Linked DNA regions of Homo sapiens: all the other regions are linked to region 3. A link is a contact called in ENCODE Hi-C or POLR2A ChIA-PET data. All regions are on one chromosome and are shown on one strand. The core of a region is the stretch at or near the end of the contact, and the rest is flanking DNA. Distances in the headings are between cores, read along the strand shown. Region 1 has its middle 87 kb from the start of LINC01449. Region 2 has its middle 49 kb from the start of LINC01450. Region 3 overlaps LINC01449 (long intergenic non-protein coding RNA 1449).

Region 1 (2,941 bases), core at 357-2,856, 81 kb after region 3:
TGTCCTTGATAACTCTTCTTCCTCCCAGGCTGTCCTCACTCAAGTCCATCCTCCATAATGCAGCCAAAGTATTCTTTTGAAAATGCAACTCTGATCAAGTCATTTCCCTGTCTAAACTATGAACTGGTTTTCCGTGTCCGGCGTTGAAAAATCTCACCATACTCAAAATCTTGCTGGCTTTCCTCTCTGACTCACCCTTCACCTTCCTCCCTTACACTGGGCCCCACCCTTATTTAAGTATTTCCTGTCACTTGAAGATGTTGGCTCCCCTTCGCCTCTGGGCCTTTCCACATGCTATTACCCCTACCTGGAACACACTATTGTGACAGCTACAGATTGGCACTTGGGTCACAGACCTCAATACAGATGTGTTTTAGGTTATTTTAGCTGTAACGCCAAGAAATACCAAGAAACACACGTTTAGGCTTAACCCAAATAAATATGAATACTTTCTTTTTCTTTCTTTCTTTTTTTTTTTTTAATGAGACAGAGTCTCGCTCTGTCGCCCAGGCTGGAGTGCAGTGGTCTGATCTCAGTTCACTGCAAGCTCCGCCTCCCGGGTTGACGCCATTCTCCTGCCTCAGCCTCCTGAGTAGCTGGGACTACAGGCGCCCGCCACCACGCCCGGCTATTTTTTTGTATTTTTAGTAGAGACGGGGTTTCGCTGTGTTAGCCAGGGTGGTCTCGATCTCCTGACCTCGTGATCCGCCCACCTCGGCCTCCCAAAGTGCTGGGATTACAGGCTTGAGCCACCGAGCCAGCCAATATGCTTATTTTCTTGACAGCTTCCTCACCCCTTAAGGAGGCATTCACTGGAGTCAGAAGGCGTGGCCGAAAGAAGAAACTCTGCGCTTCCCTTCCTGCCCCCATCAGGCGTAGCTGTCATTCCTATTGGTCCCCACCAAGGTGTGCCCAGCTGGCTTACATGTCTCATTCAGCCTCATTCATTAATCATACGCATCCAAAATTCAAACCAACACTTACAGTATTACACCAAACACTTGTTTTTTTAGTTCCATAAATTTGTGCTATTGCAGCCAATCATCCCACAACCATATAAAAGGAGTCTTAGCACGTGGTTAATAAGAGTTAAGGAAGCCAGGTTCCAGAAGGAATTTCTCAGGATTCCCTCTGATTCAGCATTCTTCATTCCTCCATTCTTGACCTGGCTATGCCTTACACACCCCTGGGCTCTTAGTTTTAAAGCTCTTTTCTGCTCCCCACTGTGGTCGTGTTAGGTTCCCCTACCAAGAGTTGCAAAATCCCTTGTTTCCCAGTAATGTTCTCTGCTAATACTCTGTTTCTTGACTGTGCTCTGAGCTTCCGAAAGGCAAAGAGTGTATTTGTCAAGGTCCCCATTGTATCTACAGAGCCTGGCATGTGGTGACTGCACAATAAATATTGCTGAACAAATAAATAAAATAAATCGTGGCAAGAATAGAGATTGCATTAAAAGTTTATCTCCCCTTTTCCCCTTTATCCCCAGGAGACCCCATCCTCCAGAATTCAAAGAAGAAAGTTGAACCCTTCTCACATTAAGCCTATCTGAAAAGCTGCTTTTAGAAACTCCAGTGCACACTCACACACCATTATATGTTATTTCAGGCTGGTGTAATAATAAAACTGTCAATCCTATGAATAAGAACTGTTTCTTTACTTGGATTCTTGCTCATGTTCGTGTATATTTATGTATTACTAGAAAAGCAGCATTCTTAAGATTCTTAGATTGTTTTGATAAGATATGACTCTACTTTTCCCAGCCTTTCTTATTATAAGAATCTTTAACAAGCTCTTTAAACAGTTCACACATGCTACCTTACATTTTTATGTGATGTAACGTATAGTGAAAATTTTTTAAAAAGATTTTCTTAATATAATGTTTAAATAATAAAATTATTTCTTGTCTAATGATATTTGTGCAAGTAGACTAGTTTTTTTATGCATAGAAGACACACCATTTCTTTAGTTTCGTTGAGGAATAATTATCAATCATTATTATTTATAAGACAAGGCTGTTCTTTTTTAAAAAAAATCTTTAATTTAAAATACCTCTGTATTTAAGAGTGTTAACTACAAGAGCCTTTTCTATTGTCGTTCTTAGAAAAAAAAAGGTTCTGATGTTTGCTAGTCTAATAATTTATTTAATGCCTAAATTCATGTGACCTGAAAAAAAAAGTTTAAAACATTAAGTGAAGATGTGTGGTTCTATGGAGGGCAAAAGTCTTGTGTATAAGACCACAGGTAGCAGCCAGCTCCCTCAGTGGCCATCTCTATCAGCCTTGAGACCACCTCTCCTTACTGATCTTAGCTAGAAAACAGGCAAAAGGTAGCAGCTTCTAGTGACCATTCCAGGCTGCTTACAAACAGGGTGATTCTGGGGGAAAGCAGAACTGGGTGCTTTCCATCTCCATTGAAAAATGAAAAAAACAGAAAAAAATGGACAAAATGAAGAAAGAATATAGAGAATTTCAAACAACTGGCTTAGTCTTGGGCCTTCTTTCCCTGCCCACCCCACACCACCATCTTTTGCATGCCCTTCTCACCCTGCCCTGTTGTCAACCTTGAGCTGTCTTGGAAGCAAAGTCCAAGGGGACAATGGAGCATGCAGGCAAGTTCCATATCACCCCATTTGCCTAGAGCATTTGGTTGCCCCATGAACACAGAATTCCAGTGGACCCACAATGTGTGGGAGTTCAGTGAGGCTCATGGCGAGTACAAGGGAAATGTGTCATGTTTATGACTAAGTGGTCATGCTTCCTGTTCAAACAAGAAAGAAGGCAACAGCATTCTAAGAAACACAAACAACCAAGGGATCTTAAAGTATCCTTTCTCACTCCTGTCACTTCCTTGTAATAACCAACCAATTACATGGAAAACGATGACATTGAAGGAAAGGGAAAAATAGGGAAACCTACAGATCTTTTTTCTTTCTGTTTTTAGA
Region 2 (3,229 bases), core at 419-2,918, 79 kb before region 3:
CAAAAGACTCCTCAATTCCTGGATATGCATAATGTTCTGCGGTGTAAGAAGCATGCCAGGAATGGAAGGGACAAATATGCAGGAAGTTTGTCCATCCACTTTATATGTACTACAGTTTGTGGTTATGAGAGCATCGAAGGTATTCAGGGCAATGACATTCTCATTCATGGCATTCCACTTGGCTCCTGGGGAATATAAACCAGTTGTCTCATGTAAAAAAGTCTCACACTCCCATTAGGAAAACATTAGGAGAAAATAGACATAACAGGGACATATTTAATTTTTTAATGATCGTCTAAAGACCACAAAGAGTCTGTGATATGAAAGACTTTAAATTCCTCTTTGATCTACGTTAGCTGAGTAATCACCACATTATCACAACATGCGGGGGCTCCAAGCATCCGAAACAGTACAGATGTCATCCCAGCAGACGCCATACCTTCTGCCTCTGTGCAAGCTGATGAACCCATCCAAACTGGCTTTCCTCATCTGTAAAATGGGTAGATATTGGGATTTTCTTCATAGATTTTAAGGATTAATGATCATGCAGGAAACAGGCTTAGCACAGGGTCCAGCACTTAGGAAGTCCTTGGTGGGTGCTAAGGATGATTCCTAACTCAGGCAGGCAGGTATTGAGGCAGTGCCTCCAGCGTCTGGTCCCTACATCCTATCCACAAAATCAGTGCAGAGGGAACATGCATTACAGCAGCAGACCTAGAAGCCAAGAGAAAGAAGGAATGTTTTAGTTCTTCTGAAGTTGAGACCCTGGATATGTTGAGAAAACTAGCATGGAATAAGAGCGGTCAAAGAAAGGCTTTAAGAAATAAAGTCGCTAGAATTTATTGTTTCTGTCTAACACTAAATAATCCCTGAGAGGACTAACAGCATCACTGGCCGTCCCAAGTGATCAATTTGGAAAGCAACATACAGTCATGAGTTGCTTAACAACTGGGGATCCATTCTGAGAAATGCATAGTTAGGCAAAGTCATCGCTGTGGGAGCATCACGGAGTGCACTTACACAAACCTAGGAGGCAGAGCCCACTACACACCTAGGCTTTATGGTATAACCTATCACTCCAAGGCTACAAACTTGTACAGCATGTTATTGTGCTGAGTACTGTAGGCAATTGTTACATAATGATAAGCATTTTTGTATATAAACATAGAAGTGATACAGTAAAAATAAGGTATTGTAATCTTATGGGACCACCTTTCTATGTACAGTCCATTGTTGACTAAAATGTTGTCATGCAGTTCTTGGCAGAACCTAAATGATTCAGCTCTCTGGCTCTGGGGACAGACAACGCCAGTATGCTCTGGCTGGGTACTATAGTGCATGCTATTTCACCTCTGTAAGCCTGAGTCTTCACATCTGCAAAACTGGGATATCAATTGTGCCTCCCTCATGGGCTTGTTGAAGTGTTAAGTGTTCAGCTCTCGGCAGTGTTAATTGGAATTCTCTCTAATATACCCCCAGAGAAGAGCTTTAGGGAACAAGATGGCACCAAAATCATATTTTTGGCATGTCTTTCAGACAACAGATAAAAGGATGATCAGTTCTGAATGCTCAAAGACTGGCTTAGTCAGCCTCTCCTCATGCCCTCCTCCCCTGATGTCCTCAGTGATGTGGGAGCCCTCGTGAGGACTCCCCAGCAAGCCAGCCTACATGCAGTGCGATGACCTGAAAACTCAGTCATCTGCAGACTCCATGACGTGAGCATGAGTCACTGAACTCTCTAAATGTTACACTCTACAAGGTGAGTGCTGCTTGTTTATAAAGACAATGGGGCCTCGGCTATATCCGATCTTGTCTCCTTGAAAATTCTTAGTCACATATTAGTCAGAACACCCCCAAGTCAGAAGGGAGAGCCTACCCCCAGATTCTGCATGTAACTTCTGGAACCTCCTGAGTCAGCAGTGTTGTCACACCCCCTCCACCTCTGTGGCTGGGGTCAGGCACATGACTGGATGGATGGATGTCCATGAAACAGCCTCCTACACCCTGTAAAGCCCCTTGTCTCCCAGGCCCACTGCTAGCAACTGAAACTCCCTTGCCTTCCTTCTAGGAAAAACCCATGCCAGAGACTTTATTTTTTCCAAGTAGACTTTACTTTCGGCAGTTTTAGGTTTTCAGAAAAATTGCTCAGAAGAAAAGGTACAGAGAGTTCCCATATACCTTCCCCGTCCTCTCCCCAGTTTTCCCTGTTGTTAACATGTATTATTTTGGTACATTTGTTATAATTGATGAACCAATATTATTACACTATTATTAACCAGAGCCCATAGTTTACATTAAGGCTCACTCTTTGTGCTGTATATTCTATGAGTTTTGGCAAATACATAATGTCATGTATCCATCATTGCAGTATCATAAGTAATAGTTTAACTGCCCTAAAAATCTCATGGCTTCACCTGTTCATCCCTCATCTCTCGCCTCCCCAACTCCTGCAGAACACTGATCCTTTTATTATCTCTATAGCTTTTGTCCTTTCCACAATGTTATAGAGTTGGACTCATACAGAATGCAGCCTGTTCAGAATAGCATCTTTTACTTTACAGTATGCATTAAGGCTTCTCCATGTCTTTTCATGGCCTGATAACTCACTTGTTTTATTGTTGATTAATACACCATTGTATACACGTGCCACAGTTTTGCTGTTTGCCTATTTAAAACATCTTGGCTACCACTTTTTGTCAGTTATGAATAAAACTGCCATGTGCAGGTTTTTATGTGGACATAAGTTTTCCAGAGGCTTTTTTTTTTCATTATTAAGATCTTCAGTGATTCACCATCTTCTGCTTTTTTGGTTTTTCTGAGAGTAGGCAAAATGGAGTTTCATTTGGAAGCCTTACTTTCTGAAAAATGGTGGGTGAAATGGAAAGTCTGGCTTTCATCCTTTAGGAGTTCATTTAACCCTTCTGATTTTTGACTCATCCATTAAGGCAGTGATAACATACAGTCTGGAAAATACACATAAAGAGGATGGTTATAAAATAATAAGCAAATAAACATTCATTTTACATGTTTCCTTGCACTCTTTACTTCCTCCTCTCGTCCCTCCCTTTACATTTTCCTGCTGAGAAATTTTAAGATTAGATTTCCAAGTTATCTGCTGCTTGAATTTTTCACACATTTTTATTTAGTATCTAAGGATTTCCCACACCACCCCAATTTCCATCCTGGATTAATCATACATTATAAATTCTGAATGTATGCTGACATTTCT
Region 3 (3,195 bases), core at 688-3,187:
TCTTTTTTATGGTTGTGCAGTATTCCATAGTGTGTATGTACCACATTTTCTTTATCCAAGTGTCCATGGATGGGCATTTAGGTTGATTCCATGTCTTTGCTACTGCAAATAGTATGGCAATACATGTACAAGTGCATGCGTCTTTTTGATAGAATGATCTATTTTCTTTTGGATGTATACCTAGTAATGGGATTGCTGGGTCAAATGATAGCTCTGTCTTAAGTTCTTTGAGAAATCTCCAAACTGCTTTCCACAGTGGCTGAACTAATTTACATTCCCAGCAACTGTGTGTAACACTTTAAAAAAAATTTCAGCTTTTATTTTAGATTCAGGGGGTACATGTGTAGGTTTGTTACATTGGTATATTGCATGATACTGAGGTTTGGGGTATGATTGACTCTGTCACCAAGGTAGTGAGCATAGTATCCAATAGTTAGTTTTTCAACCCTCCCTCCCACCGCCCCTTCTCCAGTGTCTATTGTTGCCCTCTTTATGTCCATGTGTACCCAATGTTTAACTCCCATTAATAAGTGAGAACACGCAGCATTTGGCTTTCTGTCTGTGTTTTAATTTGTAGCTCCATTTTTTTTTTTTTTGAGACAGAGTCTTCCTCTGTCACCCAGGCTGGAGTGCAGTGGTACAATCTTGGTTCACTGCAACATCTGTGTCCCAGGTTCAAGCAATTCTTCTGCCTCAGCCTCCTGAGTAGCTGGGATTACAGGCACACGCCACCACACCCAGCTAATTTTTGTATTTTTAGTAGAGATAGGGTTTCACCCTGTTGGTTAGGCTGGTCATGAACTCCTGACCTCAAGTGATCTGCCTGCCTTGGCCTCCCAAAGTGCTGGGCGTGAACCACCATGCCCAGCCATAGCTCCATTTCTTGAGCTAACACTGACTGTCTTTGTCCCACGCATCCTATCCTAAACCTCTTGCAGTCCTGCAGTGGTCTTTGGGACACAGTCACCTTCCATGTAGCAGACTGCCATACTCTTTCCTGATTTTCTGGATTGTGCTGGATGCTAATCCAGGGTCATGTCCTTGCGCTGATCCCTGCACTTCTTCATTGTTTTTTGCCCACTTGCATGGTGCCTCACTTTGAAGCCAGAGTTCTGTGGATGCCTTTCTGTTCTCAAGTCCCTTCTGTGAGATTTTGGCATCCTTTCTAACAAGCTGAGGAGTTTCTCAGCTCTGACTTTGGACTAAGAAGACCACAGCCTTGCTGTCACCTTGCCCTTTCCCCTACTCCAAGCGTTGGCACTATCCATCAAGAACTTGGGCTAAGAATGTCATTCCTACTCTTACCAGCAGTAGGAGTATCCTACTACCAGAGAAGAGTTGGATTTGGTGAGAGTATTTGGCTAAAACTTTGGCCCTTGAACTCAGGTCTGGATTTATCACTTACTAGATGGTGACCTGAATATCAGCTTCCTCACCTCAGAGATGGAGATAATAATAAGGCCTCTTCCAGAGGATTGTTGTGAGGATTAAATGTAATCATGCCTAGCCGACTTTTTGCACAGTATAGTAGGTGCTGAATAAATGTTGGGTATTTTATTTCCTTGTATCCTTTAAAAGAGCCTCGGTAACACTATCTGAAACCAAGGTTCAGGAAGGTTGAGTAACTTGTCCACAATCACAGTTACAAGGGATGGAAATGAGACCAGAAGCCCATGTTCCAACCACTTCCATATCCTGCCTCTTTGAAAATCAAGCCCCTGGCCAGTCTGAATTTCTGAGCAATGCTCTGCCCACCTGTTGGGCAGCTCCAGCTTGGATCCCCCCTGGTGTCAGGCGTCTGTCTGAATCGTGACGAGAACATGTTGATCCCTGTTGGACCTGTGCCTAGCCCACCCAGCAGAAACTTCCCCGCCAGCCTCTGCAGCAAGTACAGCTCTCTCAGCTCCCGTTCCAACCTACAGAGCAGAGCTGGTGCCAATGCTGCTCTCTGCCCCAGGCCTGTCTGGCTGCAGGTAGGCTGCTCTGACTCACCGGAGAATCCTGAGCTCTGACTCACTTTTTGTCTAATATCTTTTGCAGGGTCAACATGATAGCCACATATGGAAGGGGCGTGGAGAAGAAAGGATAGGGGAAAAAGAAGAAAGGTTGTTTTTACCATCAGCCCCGTGTTGAAGTCAACAGGAAATGGCCCAGTGTGGATCAACCACCATACTGTCCCGAGTAAAAGGGAATGATGATCTCTTCTGAGTGACTTAAGAGTTAATCAGGACCAGGTCGAGAGTTTATCACCCAGAGTTCCATGTTTGAATTTTGGAGAATTCCCTTTGTTTCATTTCAGCACATTCACTTCAGTGCCCGTGTCTATTTTAATAGCCTGGAATGCAATTCCCTTTGCCCATTATTCTCTTTCACTATGGGTTTTTCCGACCCTCGGGGTAGATTTATGCTTCTAGTTGAATGATTACTCAGTGAATGTTTGCCAAGGGATGTTCTGTTCCAAGAATGACACATCTCTTTGGGGATGACTCTTTACCTAACCAGGGTGGGTGGGAGGTCAGGGGAAGCCCCTACCCAGAAGAAAATAGTTTCTTTGTGTGCTTGAAGAAAAACACTCAGATGATGAACAGCCTGATTTGGGGGCTGTGTGTGGGTGAGCCACTCCAGTGAAGTCGTCCTCAACGCTCCCTCAGAAGGAGATTATGAATTTAATGAGCAGAAGAATTCTGACAAGCCTTAAAGCCAAAGGCAATTAGCAAAGGATGAATAACTTGAATTCTTTGCAGTTATGAAATAATTTCATCCTAATGAAATTACACATGCATATATCTTTAAAATATGTTTTATCTATATATCTACATGGCACAAAAGACTATAATGTAATCTTCTATGTGCATATACAAGCATTTCTTACTGTGCATTCAGTGACACACTAGTACTAGGAGATGGGACATGAAAGTAGAGTGCCATGGTCAAATCTAATTGGAAATGCTACATGCTAGAGCTCCAACATGTATGCACAAAGGCCATTGGGATATTGTCCTTGGATAATGGGGACATCCCCATTGGGATATAAATATTCTGAGAAATCTTACAGTAAGGATCTTGTTTATTGACTCTCACATTTCAAATATATTTGAACACACAATAATTTCCCTGCCCTAATACCTACTAATGTCCTCAAAGAATCAATGCTCTACAATGCACTTTGAGGAATGCTGTGATACTGTAATATGA

What was found. Hi-C counts contacts between places; a loop is a spot of excess contacts on that map. ChIA-PET counts read pairs that join two places held with the same protein, here RNA polymerase II (POLR2A). Pooled maps may share reads with other maps.
Region 1: a loop to region 3 is called in a map of mammary epithelial cell, with 7 times the contacts of the local background. The contact joins two enhancer-like sites. A Hi-C loop is called at or near these places in 4 of 168 maps with a recorded cell type or tissue (Calu3, PC-3, PC-9 and 1 more) and 4 of 50 pooled maps. POLR2A ChIA-PET finds 5 or more read pairs at or near these places in 3 of 52 experiments (PC-3, PC-9 and Panc1).
Region 2: a loop to region 3 is called in a map of mammary epithelial cell, with 4 times the contacts of the local background. The contact joins two enhancer-like sites. A Hi-C loop is called at or near these places in 3 of 168 maps with a recorded cell type or tissue (PC-9, astrocyte of the cerebellum and mammary epithelial cell) and 1 of 50 pooled maps. POLR2A ChIA-PET finds 5 or more read pairs at or near these places in 2 of 52 experiments (BJ and PC-9).

Annotation. Positions count from the first base shown.
Region 1 is chr7:41,187,330-41,190,270 of GRCh38, forward strand. No RefSeq gene overlaps it. Among named protein-coding and RNA genes, the nearest start is that of LINC01449, 87 kb to the left of the region's middle. Within about 2 kb of position 1,607, at least 6 of the 41 ENCODE cell types and tissues checked have a DNase peak (open chromatin) inside an H3K27ac peak, as active enhancers do; they include PC-3, PC-9 and mammary epithelial cell, where a contact is called at or near this core.
Region 2 is chr7:41,027,488-41,030,716 of GRCh38, forward strand. It overlaps a transcript of SUGCT not described here. Among named protein-coding and RNA genes, the nearest start is that of LINC01450, 49 kb to the left of the region's middle. RefSeq lists an enhancer at 923-2,122. Within about 2 kb of position 1,669, at least 2 of the 41 ENCODE cell types and tissues checked have a DNase peak (open chromatin) inside an H3K27ac peak, as active enhancers do; they include mammary epithelial cell, where a contact is called at or near this core.
Region 3 is chr7:41,105,819-41,109,013 of GRCh38, forward strand. It overlaps LINC01449 (long intergenic non-protein coding RNA 1449), which reads left to right. Exons shown (of 6, transcript NR_110832.1): 2 at 2,041-2,105. It overlaps LOC105375241 (a long non-coding RNA gene), which reads right to left. Exons shown (of 4, transcript XR_927190.1): 4 at 3,050-3,195. Among named protein-coding and RNA genes, the nearest start is that of LINC01449, 5.8 kb to the left of the region's middle. RefSeq lists an enhancer at 1,492-2,691. Within about 2 kb of position 1,938, at least 4 of the 41 ENCODE cell types and tissues checked have a DNase peak (open chromatin) inside an H3K27ac peak, as active enhancers do; they include PC-3, PC-9 and mammary epithelial cell, where a contact is called at or near this core.